Linked DNA regions of Mus musculus: region 2 is linked to region 1. Evidence: chromatin loops called from intact Hi-C (ENCODE). Cell type or tissue: left cerebral cortex. All regions are shown on one strand. Each heading gives the region's core, and the rest is flanking DNA. Links, peaks and the distances in the headings are about the cores only. Region 1 has its middle 7.9 kb from the start of Tmsb4x. Region 2 has its middle 16 kb from the start of Gm30354.

Evidence for each region. Hi-C counts contacts between places; a loop is a spot of excess contacts. Peaks named below come from ENCODE experiments on the same cell type or tissue, not always from the same donor. Only the 100,000 strongest peaks of a DNase experiment are listed, where the experiment ranks them.
Region 2: a loop joins it to region 1, with 2.0 times the contacts of the local background. A loop is called at or near these places in 2 of 42 quality-filtered maps.

The regions. Positions count from the first base shown.
Region 1 is chrX:167,197,125-167,205,467 of GRCm38, forward strand. No RefSeq gene overlaps it. Among named protein-coding and RNA genes, the nearest start is that of Tmsb4x, 7.9 kb to the right of the region's middle. In left cerebral cortex, for the core only: no CTCF peak of the experiment used is centred there; DNase peaks (open chromatin) are centred at 1,263, 3,921, 7,120 and 7,395.
Region 2 is chrX:166,896,501-166,904,843 of GRCm38, forward strand. No RefSeq gene overlaps it. Among named protein-coding and RNA genes, the nearest start is that of Gm30354, 16 kb to the left of the region's middle. In left cerebral cortex, for the core only: no CTCF peak of the experiment used is centred there; a DNase peak (open chromatin) is centred at 4,482.

The DNA.
Region 1 (8,343 bases), core at 273-8,272:
GGGGAAATGTACTAAAATGTTTGTAACTAGTAATTAGAGTTGAAGGGTGTAGTGCATTCTTTTGACTACCCTTGTAAATTTTCAATTATTTGTTTTTAAATTATATGTGTAGGAATGTTTTGTTTGCATATATGTATGTGCACTGGGTGTGAGTAGTACCCTTAGAGGTCAGAAGAGGGAACTGAATCCTTTGGAATGGGGGGTTACAGATGGTTGTGACTGACCAGGTGGGTACTGGGAACTAACTTCCTGTTCTCTGCAAGAGGAGCAAGTACTCTTAAGAACCACTGAGATATCTCTCTAGCTCCTCCAATTATTTTTGAAATTTAATTAAACCAGTAACTTGAAGGCGTTCTGGGAGAAGAGAGTAACCTCACGTTCTAAAGTCAAGACACCAGGCCATGCAAGGAAGGCTTCATATTTTGGAAAGTGAGTGGTTCTCTAGGGTTCCTGCATTCCAGGGACAAGAGCTCAGAAGTCAAAAAGAATATATGTTCTGATATGAAAGGACTGCCTTTCACTTTGTAGAGTCAAGTCCAGCACCAAAGTAATAAACCTGGAGTCGGGGCTATGTGAGAAAGAAAAGGCAGTCAGAGAAATTGATGGAAGAAGAAGAAGAGAGGAATTGAGGCTAGCAGGTGGTAAGAGAGGAGAGGGACTCAGAACGGAAGGTGCAGTCAGTGTGATCAAAAGCCCGCAAGAGGCCAAGCAAGGAGAGAAATTACTTGTTTATTTAAGAGCTAAGAGGGTTGCAATCAAAGACCATATATTGAGCATCTATGATATACTTATTTATTTCTTTCAGCCCCCACACAGAAACTCCATGCTTTGTGGCCACCTTTCCTGTCCTTAGTAGATGAAAAAAAAAAAAGGGAAATCCCATAGCAGTAGTTATACCCATATAAAAACAAAACAAAACAAACAAACAAACAAACAAAAATGACAATGAATAAGCAACAAGTTCAGAGGCAGCAGTATAGGAAAGTGTCCCATTTTACCTGCTAGTGGTTGAAAGTATAGCTGAAGATTGGAAACTAGGTTAGTGGAGTGGATTCAGGGCTAGGGTATGAAGGCCGCTTTAACAGAGTGTGGACAGAGTGGGTTCAAAGCCTGTATGAAGTGAATGATGATTAGGAATCTAAGCCAGATGGAGAAAAAAGAAAAAGAAAAGGAGGTTTTGAACAAGGTAAAGGCTGAGAAATGGGAGTCGTGACAAATGTGACTCTGCCTCACACTGAGGAACATTTTACATCACATGTCAGCGTGCAAAAGCACAGACTCCTACTCTCTCACACATAAAGAATTCACAGAAATTTGAGTCAATGATTCTTACAGCTCCTAGGAGCAGAAGCTGATAGCCCCTGTTCTACTCCTTTGTAGTGATTTGTTTTGTCTTGTTTTTCTTGCCATTGTTTGCTTGCTTGTTTTGTTTTATATCTCATTGTTAATGCTGGTAAGAATCAACTCAATTTGATTTCCTGTGACCAGGCCTGAAGTTTGAAAAACATGCTTTAGGGTGTGGCCTGATAACCATAGAGCTGGGGTCAGGAAGTAGAGGTTAAAATGGGGGACAGCTGGCTGCTTCTCCAGCTTCTCTTAACTAGTCGGGGGCCCCTCACACTTCTCCTTCACCTGGCCTTGTGACTTAAAGCACGAATTCATTCTCACACCCTAGTGGATCTTACCTGGACACACCTATGATGTAAGTCATGGCAGCAAGTCAGAACTGGCCTTGGCCAAGCAAAATGTCTATGAAATTCTAGCAATACAATGGTGGCACTGTACTTGGTTGTGAGCTTCCAGAAGAAGTGGGAGGAGATAAATTCTAGCTGTCAAAAATTCATTTGTGTATGTACTGGGAAGGGGCTACTCACAGGGGTCAGAGGGATACACTGAATGCCTTGGACTGGAGTTCCAAGTAGTTATGAGTCTCCCTACTGGGAACCAAACTCCAGTCCTCTGAAAGAACATCAAATGCTCTTTAGTGAGCAGCTACTTCTCCATTCCCCTATGTATATTTTTTTGAGACAGGGTCTCATTATGGGGTCCAGGCTGACCTGAAACTCTCCATCCTTCTGTGGAGCACATGGCTCCTAATGTCTATGTTAGATCCTTTTGGTCTTGCATGCTTCGAACCTGAAGAATTCATTCACTGAAACATGGCCGTCAGGCCTAACCTGACTGCCTTTTGGATAGCCATCTCTCTACTGGAACACTTTAAGGCCTGTTTCAGAGAACAACTCCTCAGAGGATGAATGATCAAAACAGTAGCTGCCAATATGTTGATTCTATGTGAGATCATCTTGTTTGTTTTATCTTTTTATATATATATATATACTGGGTCTCTTTATAGCACAGCTGGGCATTGAGTTGGAAGCCTTCTTGCCTCTTCTTCCCAAAGCTGTGTCCATTCTTGATATATATGTATGTGTTCTTACATACATATATAGCACAGAACCTATAGACAGCCAATGAAACATTTAGAAGAATATACAACACACACACACACACACACACACACACACACACAGAGGAGGCTTAAAGTATTTATGCTTATACACATGAACTCACAGATCACATTTGAATTCAAGTTACCAAGAATTGTTGAAATTATAAGTTCAGGTTAGTTATTACAACTATTCTTTCACAAACTAGAGTTCTCACTTTCACATTCTTTTATTTAGTTTAGATTGGTCTTAATTTGGTGAGCCCGGGAAGGTCACCATTTTCTTTCAGCAGATAGTGCAACAGAAACCCTGTAAATTACCTTCGCTTTTAAGGAAATCCTACGAGGAAATGTTTATTTATGAAAGGGTGCATATAGTTATCTCCTGTATGGTATTTTTCCCATCTTTGGTGATAATTTAACCTACTATAATAGTACAATTGTCTTCTTTGACACCTGAGTTATTCATGTCTGTAGTCACAGGCAACAGACAATCTTTGATATTCCTTTCATTCTATTCCATGACAATTCCTACAAGTTTTTCTATATTAGCCCTTGAAAGATAGAATGGTTTGTCAATAAAAGTGTGTAATGGTTTACATGTAAAATGGTCCACACAAGTTTTTCTTAACACACTGATTCTCTTTTTAAGAAGTTATAGTGCCTTTAGGAAGTATAGTTGAGCTGGAAGAAGTGGTTCCCTAGGGGCCAGCTTTGAAAGTTGTAGTTGGGGTCTGGATACAGTCTGATTAATCCCTTTGCTTTGTGATTCTGCCAAGATATAACAAGCAGTAGCTTCATACTCCCACAACCAAAGACCTTCACTGCCATGCCTCACCCACCATAATGGACTGTCTCTCTTTCAACCCTGAGCCAAAATAAAGCTTTCCTTCCTTAAGTTGTTTTTAATTGGTTATTTTGTCACATAATGAGGGAAGTAAGTAATACAGTTTACCAATCCCTCGATTTCTGTCTCTCCTTCCATAGACCCACGTATTTAGTAGGCGAGTAGTCTCCTTCCAACCCCATTTCTGTTGTTTGGGGCTCTAAAAATTGTGATTATTGTTGTAGCATATTCAGGAGCCTAATACATGATTGAAGACCAGCGTTTGCCTGGTCTTTTAGACTGCAGTCCTTAGATAACCTCCCCCCTCCACACACACACACACACACACACACACACACAATGATCTAATTTAAGTATTCAAAACTACTGCTTTTCTGTTCACACCAGTTTAAAATTGGTAGCAAATGAGCACAGAAAAGTGTTTAGAATCTAGAGATAGTACAAGCTCACACAGCCTTGAAGAAATCCCAATCACAGTAAGATTTATTACCTCCTGGTGCCAGCTTACTGTAACAAGGGGATCTTAATCGGCTTTTGGGATGACAAGTATGGGCTGTTTCTTCTTGCCCAACCTTCCTTATGCCTACATAGCAGAATGGAGAGTTACAAGCTGCTTCATGAGGACTCTGAATTCAACTCTGATATCTCCCATTTGCCTAAGGGTGAATTACAAACTACTTTACCAGGTGCTGTAGCTGTTCCAATCCAGTTCCAAGGCATTTCCCAGCCCAGGATTTTACTGAACGAAAATAGCCGAGGAAATGGCTGCTGAATGAACACACTTGACTTATGCTGTACAGGGACTCTTCACTCACCTTGAATCCACCTCTTATATCAGCCCAGCACCAGACCGGCACTACTTTGTGTTCCCAGAAACCAGGAAAAAGTTGGGTACACAGTAGGTTCTCAATAAATGTGAAGAAAATAAGGACCTTTTCTGACCTCCAAGCAAGCTGCTCTTTTAAATAGAAATGATCCCAGGGCATCTGGCATTTTACATATACATTAATCTTGTGAAGTATTTTTGTTTCTAAATTGAGAAAACACTATCAGAAAGACTGCGAAGGCAAAGCTATCAGCCACTTACAGAGCTGAATGTGGTAATGAGGAAAAGCATCATTTCCTGTGGTTTGACAATTATGTGACAGGAATGGTTTCTGCTGCTTTGAATAGATTATGAACATAACTTGACCCTCTCCATTGATACTTGAAGCTGCGAAACCCCACTAAATAAATATGACCTTTTCCTCAGCCAACCAGGTACTGTACTTATGGCTAGCTTTGAGCACTCATGATCATGCTAAATTCATTCCCTGAGGCTCAAACATCACACATCTCTCTCTCTCTCTCTCTCTCTCTCTCTCTCTCTCTCTCTCTCTCTCTCTCTCTTTCTCTCACTCCCTCCCTCCCAACCTCCCTCCCTCTCAGAAAGTCTTGCTATATAGCCTTAGCTGACATGGAACTTGCTGTATATAGTTCAGGCTAGCCTAAAATTTGTGCTAATCTTCCTGTTTCTACCTCCAGAGTACTGAGACTATAGGCTTGTATCATCTTTCCTGCTTTCCAGTGATGCTTTCTGTTCCCAACAGTTTTACAATTAAGTTTAAAAGAAGATGTGAACAGAGGAAGGACTTAGCAATAAGAAGTATTTCTCTGGAAAACTCACCATAGTGTGTGTGTGTGTGTGGGGGGGGGGTGTTGGAGACAGTGTCCTTACTCAAGTTGGCCTGTGCAGACAAAAGAGATTGATATCCATATATCTTTCTCTATAGCTTCTCAACCACATCATCTTTAAAGACAGCATCTCTCACTGAACATTTCTGTTTTGCTCTTTGGGTCAGACTGGCTGAACTTCAGGGTTTATCTCCATTTTTGTTTGTTTGTTTGTTTCTTTGTTTGTTTTGGAGCACAAAAATGAAGATTAGAGGACAACTTGCAAGAGTCAGTTCTTTCCCTCTACCGTATGTGGCTTGGGGTTGGAACACATGTGGTCAGGCTTGGTGGCAGGCACCTCTCCATTTCCATTGTCCACATTCTCTTATTGAGCCATCTTACCAGTCTCTTACTTATTTACTTATTTAAGACAGGGTCTCGTGTACCTCAGGCTGGTTTTAAACTGACTATATAGCTCAGGATGGCCCAGAACACCTAATATTTCTGCCCCAACTCCTGAAAAACAGAATTTAGAAATTCAAGGGAGCAATGTCTTTGCATTCACTACTCAAAGTTAAATGAAAACAGTATCTTCTAATTGATGGAGAACACACAAGGACAGGTACTATGACTTTTTACTTATGAGTATATGTCTGTGGCAAATAAAAATACTCAACATGGAATAGACAATCAGTAAATATTGTTAGAGTAAACTAATGATCCATCATTCAGGCTTAATGTGGAGAAGATGTTGCTGGTTGTAGGTACAGAATCAAATCAGCTTAACCAAAGTCAATGGCAAGTTACTGTTCAAAGCTTCCTAAATTTATCCTTTCAGACAATATTTTAAAGGCCCGGCATGGTGATGTTTCAAGTCTCAGCTCTGGAGAGGCTGATGCAGAGAGATCCTGGCTAGTCTGAACTGCATGGTGAGCCCTGGTCGGTCTCAGAACAAACCAAACCAAAGCACCACCAGGAAGCTCATGGAGCTTACCGCCTCAGGATCAGGAAGTATGAGTGAAAGTACGAAATGACAGAGTTTCAGAGGACATGGAATGCTGATGGCTGATCTTTAACTAGTGTTGGAGAGTAGAGAAGAAACTGTGTGCATTGGAGAAATTGGTGAAGAGATATGTAAATAAACTAAATGGAATATTCCAATGCTCTTTGTCTGGCAAATTGAAGGCTTTAGAGTTCTCAGAAATAAATAATTGATCTTATCAAAAAAAGAAGGAAGAAAAGAAAAAGAAAGAAATTCTGTATAACTTTCCCTTTAAATGTATATGATATTCAATGAAAGAAGCCTACATGTATTATGATATTTAAAATGACTTAGCTTTCTTCCGCTTTGAAGTAAGTTGATTTGCAAGAAACTTAGGATTTTTAAAGCTAAATGTCATTATTATTTTTCTCCAGTCTTCTAATAAACATGATTTTCAGGTTGCTTTTATTTCTCCTCCTCCTCCTCCTCCTCCTCCTCCTCCTCCTCCTCCTCCTCCTCCTCTTCTCCTTCTTCTCCTTCTTCTTCGGATGCCAATGCAGTCTTTCAGATACATTCTGATAGTGTTCTCTAAATTAAACTTGATTATTTTTTTCATAAAAAAGCACGAACATATAATAGTGCTATCTAGAATATTAATCACATGTTCAAAAGTACTTCTAAGTCAGCACATTGCATGAAGTCTCCAATTAAGGAGCAAAGCTCTAATTAATGTTTCTCTTACCGTGCGAGACTTTTAAACAGGAAAGAATACTCAATACACACCCAAGGAAGGTAGCATGCACAACTCCGTCCACACAATTGAGGAAGGCAGGAAGCAGACGACATGGCTAGAGAAGACTATACAAATGCCCTAGGGAAATATAACTTGATGCATGCAGTTTTCAGTTCTTTCTACATTTGATTCTTAAGCTTGTCATTGTGCCCCCTTTCATTATGCACAAATAAAAGTATAGATGGATCCCCAAATGGTGTGTTTCTTTCTGTTAGATTATCTTGTAAGCTGCTCATGAAGATATAATTTACAAATAACTTTTAAAAGCCTAATATACAACTGAGCGCAGTGGGGTGAGAGCAAAGAAAGTGCTTACATTGCTTCTCTCACTTTCACACTAGGCCCATGCCGGCTGCTATGGAAACATTTCCTGCTCTCTACATTATTGAAAACTTTTTAAATGTACATTTTGAGCTAAGGAAGACTCACGATTTTTTTAAAATTTATTTTCTGGCTGTAACACAGTTTCCAAAATGCAGTATTCTTTCTAGTAAGCATGAATAGCACTCATATTTTTAGAAATGTTGGGAAAAGAAAGAAGAAACAAACTCAGTTTTGTGTCTTGAGGAATTATGCTTCTCTGGGAGAAAGAAACAGAACCTTCAGTGCGTGTATGGGCAACGAAACCTAGGTGTGGCTACAAGGGCTGGAAGAAGTGTAGGAAGGCTGAGCGGCTGTGCGCATGTCAGACTGTTTGCCTGCCCCCATGCCTTCTACTCCACACTTACTCAATCATTTTGCACACACTACCAAAAGTGTGCTGTTCTCCTGAAAAGTGGCTTTAAAAGTCCATCCACGAGAAGGTTGGGATATGCACAGCTAAAATAGTTGAAAATTTGGTGAGCTTTGAAAACAGCTCCAACCCACGGGTCTTTCAGTGAGCCTTTTCTTTTCTCCAGTTCTGGTTTATTCATCTAGATTGGTTCCAAGTTTACAGAACTTCAAAACTCTGTGACTGGTTTTTATCCCATTTTATTCTAGAGACAGGAGTTTTTCTGGAGTCCCAAAATGCCCTGGAACTTAGGTTGATCCTCATGTCTTATCCTACCAAGTCCTGGATTACATGCATGCACCACTAGGTTCAGTTTGTCTGCAGTGTACAGAAGTTCCTTTGGCCCATTCCTTCTGAGAGGAGACCAGTCAAAGATGTGGTAACAAGTGTGTCTAGTTGAAATATTCTCTCTCTTGTACTAAGGATACATTTCTTTTCTCCTTCAACATCTCTGAAAATACTGGCAACCTTAAGTGCTCAGGTAGCAGAAACATAAATTCCCCCAGGAATTCCTAAATACCTCCAGCCCTTCTGGAAGATTCTCTCCTAGGAAGAATACAGAATGCTTCATCAAATAAAGCATTTAAAAATGATAATAGTAATAATACCCCACCACCATCACCACCATAACAAAACAGCAGCAAAGGACTCTCTTCTACTCCAGTAGCATTTTAGTCAAATTCCAATATCTCATGATGTGGGCAGTTGTTCCTGACTTTGCACCCATTTCTCAGCATTTGGTCATTTCTAATTTTCTTTCATTTTCGTTATTTTGAGAGAGGGTCCTTTGTACTCAAGTCTGGCTCCAAACCTCCTATGCAGCTGACGATGGCCTTGAAAGATCTTCCTG
Region 2 (8,343 bases), core at 311-8,310, 300 kb before region 1:
GAGAGGCATGTGACTATCAGTCATGTAGACAATGTCCCAAGCTTCTGGCATTCTGGCTAGACTCCTCCCCACAGTTACCTAGCAACAGCAAGATAGCTAAGCCCACTATAAGAGGGACTGCTTGGCCCCACCTCTCTCTCTCTAAGCTTTTACCTCTCTTACTCTCTAGCCTCCCTTCTCTCTCTCTCTCCCTCCTTCTCTCGGCGTAGCCATGGCCAGCCTCTTCTTCTCTCTCTCTACCTTCTCTCTTTCCCCTGCCTTTCTACAATAAAGCTCTAAAACCATAGACTGTGTCTGATCTTGAAAGCCCACCATGCTTGGACAATGGGATAGGCTTTCTCCTAACGAGCTGAGCCATGTCTAACCTCCCTTCAGAATGCCTTCCTACACTGCAGCCACAGACCAGACTAAGGACTCTCACCTGCATAGGAGCCACCCAGTGCCCCCCTTTCCCCCTGCTCTCTCCAGCCTTCCTCCCTGGGGGCCAAGTGCCGCACCGGGGCCCCTATTCTGTTTTCAGCTACTCCGAAGTATCTAGCATGGGATGCCGGAGGCTGAGAACCTGGTACCTGGGACTGCCCCTTGTCCAACACCCGCCGTGTGTGGTCAGTGGCCTAACACAGCCAGATGCCCACCGTGGGGCCTCGTGGAAAGTGTCTGGCAGTCCTCTCCTGTCTGCCCGCCCAGAGCACCGGAACTCTGGCAGGATGAGAATTCTCTCCCACTCCCCACTTCCCCTAACACCCACGGCCCTGCAAGGCATTGTTATTGGTGATCTTCTGATTCAGCCATACCTTATTGGTGCTTGGTGCCTTTTCAGGGGTTTTGACACTCATTTACCAACATACACTAGAGAGCCCCAACATACACTAGAGAGCCCCATTATAGGAATTCTCTCCCTGCCAGAACATCTTCTCTGCCATTGGTGCCTGATGTGATAGGAAAGAAATGGCTCAATTCCCAGAGCTTCATCTTTAACCATTAGATTCTTGGAATTAATCACTGGGGTATGAATGGGAATAAGAATGACATCTTTTTCCTCCTCCACCTTAACCATGGAGTTGCAAGAGAAGATAAAATCATACTTATTAAAATCTGCCTTCTCAGTTTCTAGACTCTCTGAAAAATAAACCAGGGCCCCACTTTGAGGTCTGTCAAGCAAAACTCTGCCCTTCCTAATCAGAGAGCTAAGGGTTCCAGAACACAACTCCTCCGTGTATCCATCAAGATCCCAACAATCCCTACAGGTAGGTATGTAAGTGTGTGTGTGTATGCATGTGTGTGTGTGTGTTTATGTATATATGCACCCCAGTTATATATATATATATATATATATATATATATATATATATATATATATATATATATATATATATAAAACATATATTTGTGTGTGCATGTGCACCTCTATCATACATTCAGGCATACATAACACAGAATCCACCCACTGCTTCACCTTCACATGTGTGTATTTACTGCTTCAGGTTTTATACTTGTTAAATGTAGATAAAACACACATTCTATATTGCTATGAAGAAGAAACAGAATGAAATAATACAAAAGGAAAGTATATAATGATTTAAAATACTATATTAAAGGGGTGAAATAGCAGAGGTAAACTATGATTATTTTTATAGATATATGAGATTTATGCCTGAGTGTTCTATTGCTGTGAAGGGACACCATTACCATGGCAACTCTTATAAAGGAAAACATTTCATTGGGGCTGGCTTACAGTTTCATAGATTGAGTCCATTATCATCATGGTGGGTAGCATGGCAGCATGCAGGCAGATATGGTGCTGGAGAAGGAGCTGACAGTTTTTCATCTGTATCCAAAAGCAACAGGAAAAGAGAGACACTGGGCCTGGTTTGGGCTTTTGAAACCTCAAAAGCCCACCTCAAATATCACATTTCCTTCAATAAGGCCACACCTACAGGGCCATATCTCCTAACCCCTCACAAGTACTACCTCTCCCTGATGACCAATCATTCAAATATATACGCCCAAGGGGACCACTCTTAGTCACACCACCACAATATATTTGCTGTTTTTTCTTCTTAATGTTTTAATCTATAGTGTTACATGAGATTGGAATGCGTGTCTCACCTCTGCCCCAGGGAGAGATATGAATTTCTGAAGTATCAAAAAGAGTTCAAGATTACTGCCTAGAGGGCTTTCTGGTAAAGAACACAAAGTGCTTTCCTCTTCTTTTAAGGTTAATCCATTTGGTCCATCACCTGGACAGGAAAGAAAATAATATAAAGGTTCCCTAAACACTCAGGCCCACAGGTTTAGATCTCCTTGTCTATTTCTACTCTCACGCTGTGAGTGTTTTCCTCCACAGTGCCCATTTGGTCACTGTCCATTCTTCAAAGTGGCTCATGTTAGCCTGTAACAAGATCTGCCTGTCTTCTACTTTATGCTCTATCTCATCTGAATTCAACAGGTACTCTGAGAGTTCTGGAGAGCCACAGGGAGAGTGCAGTGTAATTTTAATAACAATATTAAGTCACAAGGGAGTTAAGAGGCGTATGTGCCTGACAGAAAACAAGAAAAGCATTCTTGTTTGTGATATTCTCAGAACATTTATACCTGGGGAAGAAGTAAAGCTAAAATCAAAGGTCATACGCACCTTGGTTCCTTGTTATTTTAACATTTTCTCGTGTGTGTGTGTGTGTGTGTGTGTAAACTAGAGAACAACCTTGGCTATTGTTCTATCTACTCAGTCTCCTATTTTAATATTCTTGTGTAAATGCAAACATATCCTTCACCACAGACAGTTTCTTTTTTAGCCAGATATTACTGACCAAGGCCCAGGAACAGTGATTCTGGTTGTCCTGGAAGACGTTGCACTGTAGGAATGGTTATATGGAACTTTATCATTTCTGGAAAAAAGAGCTATTGGTCAAGGCATTTGCCCAATATATTGGTGGGGATCACAGGTAGATAAGCTCTAGAAAAGGTGGAAAACTGCAGAGGGTGCCAGAGGCTATCGGATGACATTCTTTGCTTTTGGGTGGGTGGAAACTAATGGTCTACTGAGAATTACATTTTAAATGTCAGTGGTTCTCAACTTTTGAAATGTTGTAACCCTTTAGTTCCTCATGTTGTGGTGACCCACAGTCATAAAAATTACTTTGTTGCCACTTCATAACTGTAATTTTGCTAGTTATGAATCATAATGTAAATATCTTATATGCAGGATATCTTGATATGTAACATCCTCTTAGAAGGGTTGTGACCCATAGGTTGAGAAACACTGGTTTAGATAGTTATAAGGGTGTTAGGTTAGTTACATGATTAATTATCTTTAATGGGACTAAAAATAGTCCATGATAATTTGGTTCTGATTTGCAGCATTTTAGCCCTCTGTAATCTTGAAGTTCAGTCATCTGGCCTTGTGCACAGGGGCAACTTGCCTTCTTTTCTGGGCATTTTGTTTATACTATTTGGAATATCTCTATTAAAATGGATGCTATCTTATTTCTTATTTACATATTCTTTTTTTTTCTTTTTCTAACCTGCAGGTCCTCTGCATACATATTTTTTTATGGTCAAGAACAAAGTCTTAATGTAACAGTGAGGGAGAACACAACCGGAGACATCTGGGCAATGATTCACACTGAACAGGGACATAAAAGGAGAGAAAGAGAGAGTGGTTAAAGCGAGAGATGAAGGTTAGAGTCAGAGAGAAGGAAAGAGGGCAAATGGACCAAGAGGTCCAGGAGCAGAGTCCAGAACAGAACTATTGTATGAAATATTTAATCTCAATTGGGGTTCCTACCCTGCTTTTGATTATCCAGTTCCCAGATAAAAGGCGCAGAACCTTTATATTTGTAAGACTTTACTACACCAGAAATGGACACATATTTACCCTCTAAGCTATTATGTCTACTTCCTTTTTAATAACCCTGAGTTATAACTTGCCATGTTCCATCTGGGCTGGTCTTAACTTCAATTGGCCAGCCCTCATGGCCATGTTTTCATGATTTACTTAACTCATGGCATCTTCCCTCCCTCTACCTACCAACTTTCTTGGTCTCTTCTCAGAGCCCCAGGCAAGGGAACTCAAACCTTACCTACCCTCTCTTCTACCCAGTCATAGGCTGTAGGCATCTTTATTCACTATTCAGGGATAACTTGGGGGCCAGGGTGGATGGGGGGGACAAGGTTATGGAGCATCACTTGTGTAAGTGCAGATTCCCTCATCTCCTGGGGAAACCAGGCCTTGGGAGCCAGTATTTAGCATAACAACATGACAGAGTCATGGTATACCATCTAGAAACATTGATTTGTACCTTGGCTATTAAGAAATGCTTCGTTATGAAATAATTGCTTCTGCTCATTGCTGAAATGTGTGTGCATTTATGCGCATAGGAAGCCACTCAGGTGGAGGCGATTTAATGTGATTGTAATTGCATGACTAAGCCGAGGGTGGGGAATCACAAGACTCAGGAAAGACTGGCTTGTGTAGGAGTGGACTAGTGTAATTAAACTGAGGAAGTAGCTACCTAGACCTAAGAACAATCTGTCCAACACGTTGTGGGTAGAAGTAGAAGCAGATTTTTTTTTTCCGTCAGAAGGGTCTAGCAAAGCATGGCAAATATATCAAGCCAATGGAGTGAGGGAAAGGGAACAACTGATTTTTTTCTTTGCATCATGAGTAGGAGACCTATCAGATTTCTAAAACTGGAAGATGTGTAAGATGGAGCAAGACAGGAAATCTCATGGCTTGTATAGAAATAAAAGAATAGGAGTCTAACAGTCATCTTGTTTCTTCTTGGAGTGTCATTTCCTGCGGCCTTCTTATTAAAAGATGCCTTGGCATGAGGTGAGTTAAGGAGTACACCTTTTCTGAAAGATAAAGCACACAATGGTAGCATCTGCCATCACTCTCCTTTAACAAAGTGATTGTCAGAGGACACCAACCTGATATTCTTTGCTCCTTTCCCCACTTTTCTTGGCTGCGCTAAATGAGTAAAATCCATCAAACCTCATTAAGAAGTAGCACCTTTACATCCATACAGCCATCACAAACATAATGGGAGCTTGTTGGGGAAAGATATATTTCAAGGCTGGGAACATTATTCAGTTAGAGCCCATACCGCAAATTCTAGCTCTTGAGAGGGAGGAGCAAGAGGCCAGAAGTTCAAGTTGATCCTCAGTCTCCATACCAAGTTGGAACCAAACCTGGGCCACATGAAACTCTGTCTTAAAAATACAATAGAAAAGTTATACTCTGGAACATAAATTTTTAACTCACCATAAAAAAATAAAATGAGTCCACCTGGATTAAGCAGTTTTTACTACTTCTAGAAGTTATTTTCTAAAGAATTAATCAATGGATGAAATATATTCTCAAGAAAATTATCCCCCAGACTCTATGGAAGAAAAGAGAGTGTCTATTTCTACATTAACTAAAATTCAAATGGTGAAAACTGTGAAGATTATATGCTCACAAAACTCTGGGGGGGGTTGTTTGTTCATTTGTTTGTAGCTCTTGTTTACTTGTTTGTGTGTGTGTTTGTATGTATGTATGTATGTATGCATGTAGATTTGTTTTGTTTTCCTGAGACCGAGTCTCACTATGTAGCTCTGGCTGGCCTGGAACTCACTATGTAGACCAGGCTGACTTTGACCTCATAGATCTGCCTGCCTTTGCCTACCAAGTGCTGGGATTTAAAGGTGTGTGCCACCATGCAAGGATTTGATTTCCTTCCTTCCTTCCTTCCTTCCTTCCTTCCTTCCTTCCTTCCTTCCTTCCTTCCCTCTCCTCCTCCTCCTCCTCCTCCTCCTCATCCCCCCCTCTTCCTCCCCCTCCTCCTCCCCCTCCTCCTCCTCCTCCTCCTTTTTGGCTTTTTGAGACAGGGTTTCTCTGTATAGCCCTGGCTGTCCTGGAACTCACTCTGTAGACCAGGCTGGTCTCAAACTCAGAAATCCACCTGCCTCTGTCTCCCAAGTGCTTTGATTAAAGGCATTCACCAACACTGCCTAGCTTTTATTCTTCCTTTATCTCTTTGACAGAGTCTTATTAAGTAACCTCACTCCCTGGAACTTACTAGGTAGTCCAGGCTGTACTTTAACTTGTATTATGTAGTACAGACTAGACCCTAAACTGCTTCTCTCTTCCAAATGCTGGGATCATAGGCATATTGCCACCATGCCGTGCTACAAGTCTCTTGAGATGATAGGACTGCCTAGGACCACCACGCCAAGAGTGGCACCACCCACAGTGTGCTGGGCCCTCCCACATCAATCATCAATCAGGAAAATGCACCATAGGCTTGTTCATAGACCTATATGGTGGAGATATTTTCTCAATTAAGATTCCCTCTTCCAAAATGCCTGGGCATTGTGTCAAGCTGACATAAATCTAGCCACTACAGTAACCCTGTTTCATTTATCTCTCACTTCTTTACTTCTTTAATTATTACTAAACTTTGTCCTTCTATCTCTTGTATTGATGCTGGAGAGGGAAAATGTGAGGCAGAGAGAGAAAGAAGAAGGGTGGAGAAAGGGATAGAGAGAAAAGGAGAGAGAATGTGCATGGGGATCTGGATCACTTGACAAATATTAAGTGAAATATTTGTTAATCTAATTGATGGTGCCAAGCTAGCACTTAAGCAATATCTGCATTGGCATGATACAGAAGTCACGTGTATTAGTCAGAGGAGGATAAGATATGCAGAGTAACAGTGACAACTGTTTGTGGCTTCCTTGTTAAAGGTTTACTTCTTTTAAGTATTATGCCCTTTTGAAATACAAAGACACAGAAACACAGAAATGCAAAAAGTTAGAGTCTGATTTTATATATATATATATATATATATATATATATATATATATATAGTGTGTGTGTGTGTGTGAACTTGGGCTAGAATTTATACTTTTCCAATTTGCCATCAACCTGTGATCATTTTACCAATTTTGTTCAAGCCACTCACCTAGCAATCTGTCACTCAGAAAGGAAAAGTAAGATCTCTTCAGAATACAGCATTTAGTAGACATACTTTAAAAAAAAATCTTTGTTTCTGTTCTACTTAAACCCAGAGGAATAGGAACGAATGGGAAATAATTGTAGAGATGGCATTTCATTTAACAAGGGGAAATGAAAACTCTTGATTTCCAGGGTTTTGAATTCATTTCCTTGCCAGCTGTGAACAATTAAATACTTTATTTCTGTATTCAATGTTTCTGTAAGACACATTTGCTGGTCCTGTGTTGGTGACACATTAGAAGTAAATTATTACAGTTACATAAACGGTAGCTTTATAACAAAGTCCGTACGCATTTATAAATGTTAGAATAAAAACATATTGTAAGATATAAGTGAATAATTATTTAATAACTTAGAGAAGGAATAGAATTTCTTTAAAGGTGGAGATTTGTAGTGTATTTTAGTATTAATATGAAATGTTCCCATAGGACTCGCATTGAGTGATTGATTGGCCCTCATTTTCTGACACAATTTTGTGAGATGATACAAATTTTAAGAGGTACAAGTGAGGTGAATCTATGTCATTAGGGTATTAGCTATCTTTGTGTCACCATGACCAAATATTTGGCAGAAACCAATCAGGAGTTGATGTGTTTTACTTTGGAACGTGGTTTCAGAAAAGGTTTACCTCAGACAGGTTCACTTCTTATACTATGTGTGCAGGTAGGGTAGTGGGCTGACAAGGCAGCTACCATCTTAGATATGGCCAGTAGCCATGGCAGAAGGGGAAAATGTCTGTGGAACCTTGGAGTTGCAATTAACTACTTAGCCTGAAAATGGCACCAGATCGTTCACCTCCATCTCATTGTCCAAAATGGAATATGGGTCGCCCAAACACAAGGTCTAACATGATCCCTGGATGTGGAAGACTAGAAATAGCTGCTGAACAGTCCTGTGAATACTATAGCCATTTATGCAATCTTTAGTCTTGGGCTTCTTTCTCTAAATAAGGAAGCTAGCAACATTGCAGAAAATGTTAGATGAGGTACTTACTAGGATCCCTGACAATAGCTCCTCATCAGTGACTGGTACTAATATTCAATAGTATACCATAGGAAAAGGGACACTGACATGAAGAAGACATACAAGTTGTTAGCTGCCCCATCCCCCTTTGCCCCACCCTTTTTGTCCCACCCCCTTTTTTACAATGATGTGTAGGATGAGCTAAGTATAATACAGACAATTGAATGGTTCTTCCTTTGGGACTGCATTTCATTTGTACATAATTCCACAGCTTTTGTTTCTAGGTCTTCTGCTACATTTGAAAGACCTTGAGGCTTGAACCCGGATAGTATGGGGGATGTAAGTTGTAATAATGAGGACATTAAAAACAGTAAGTCTTT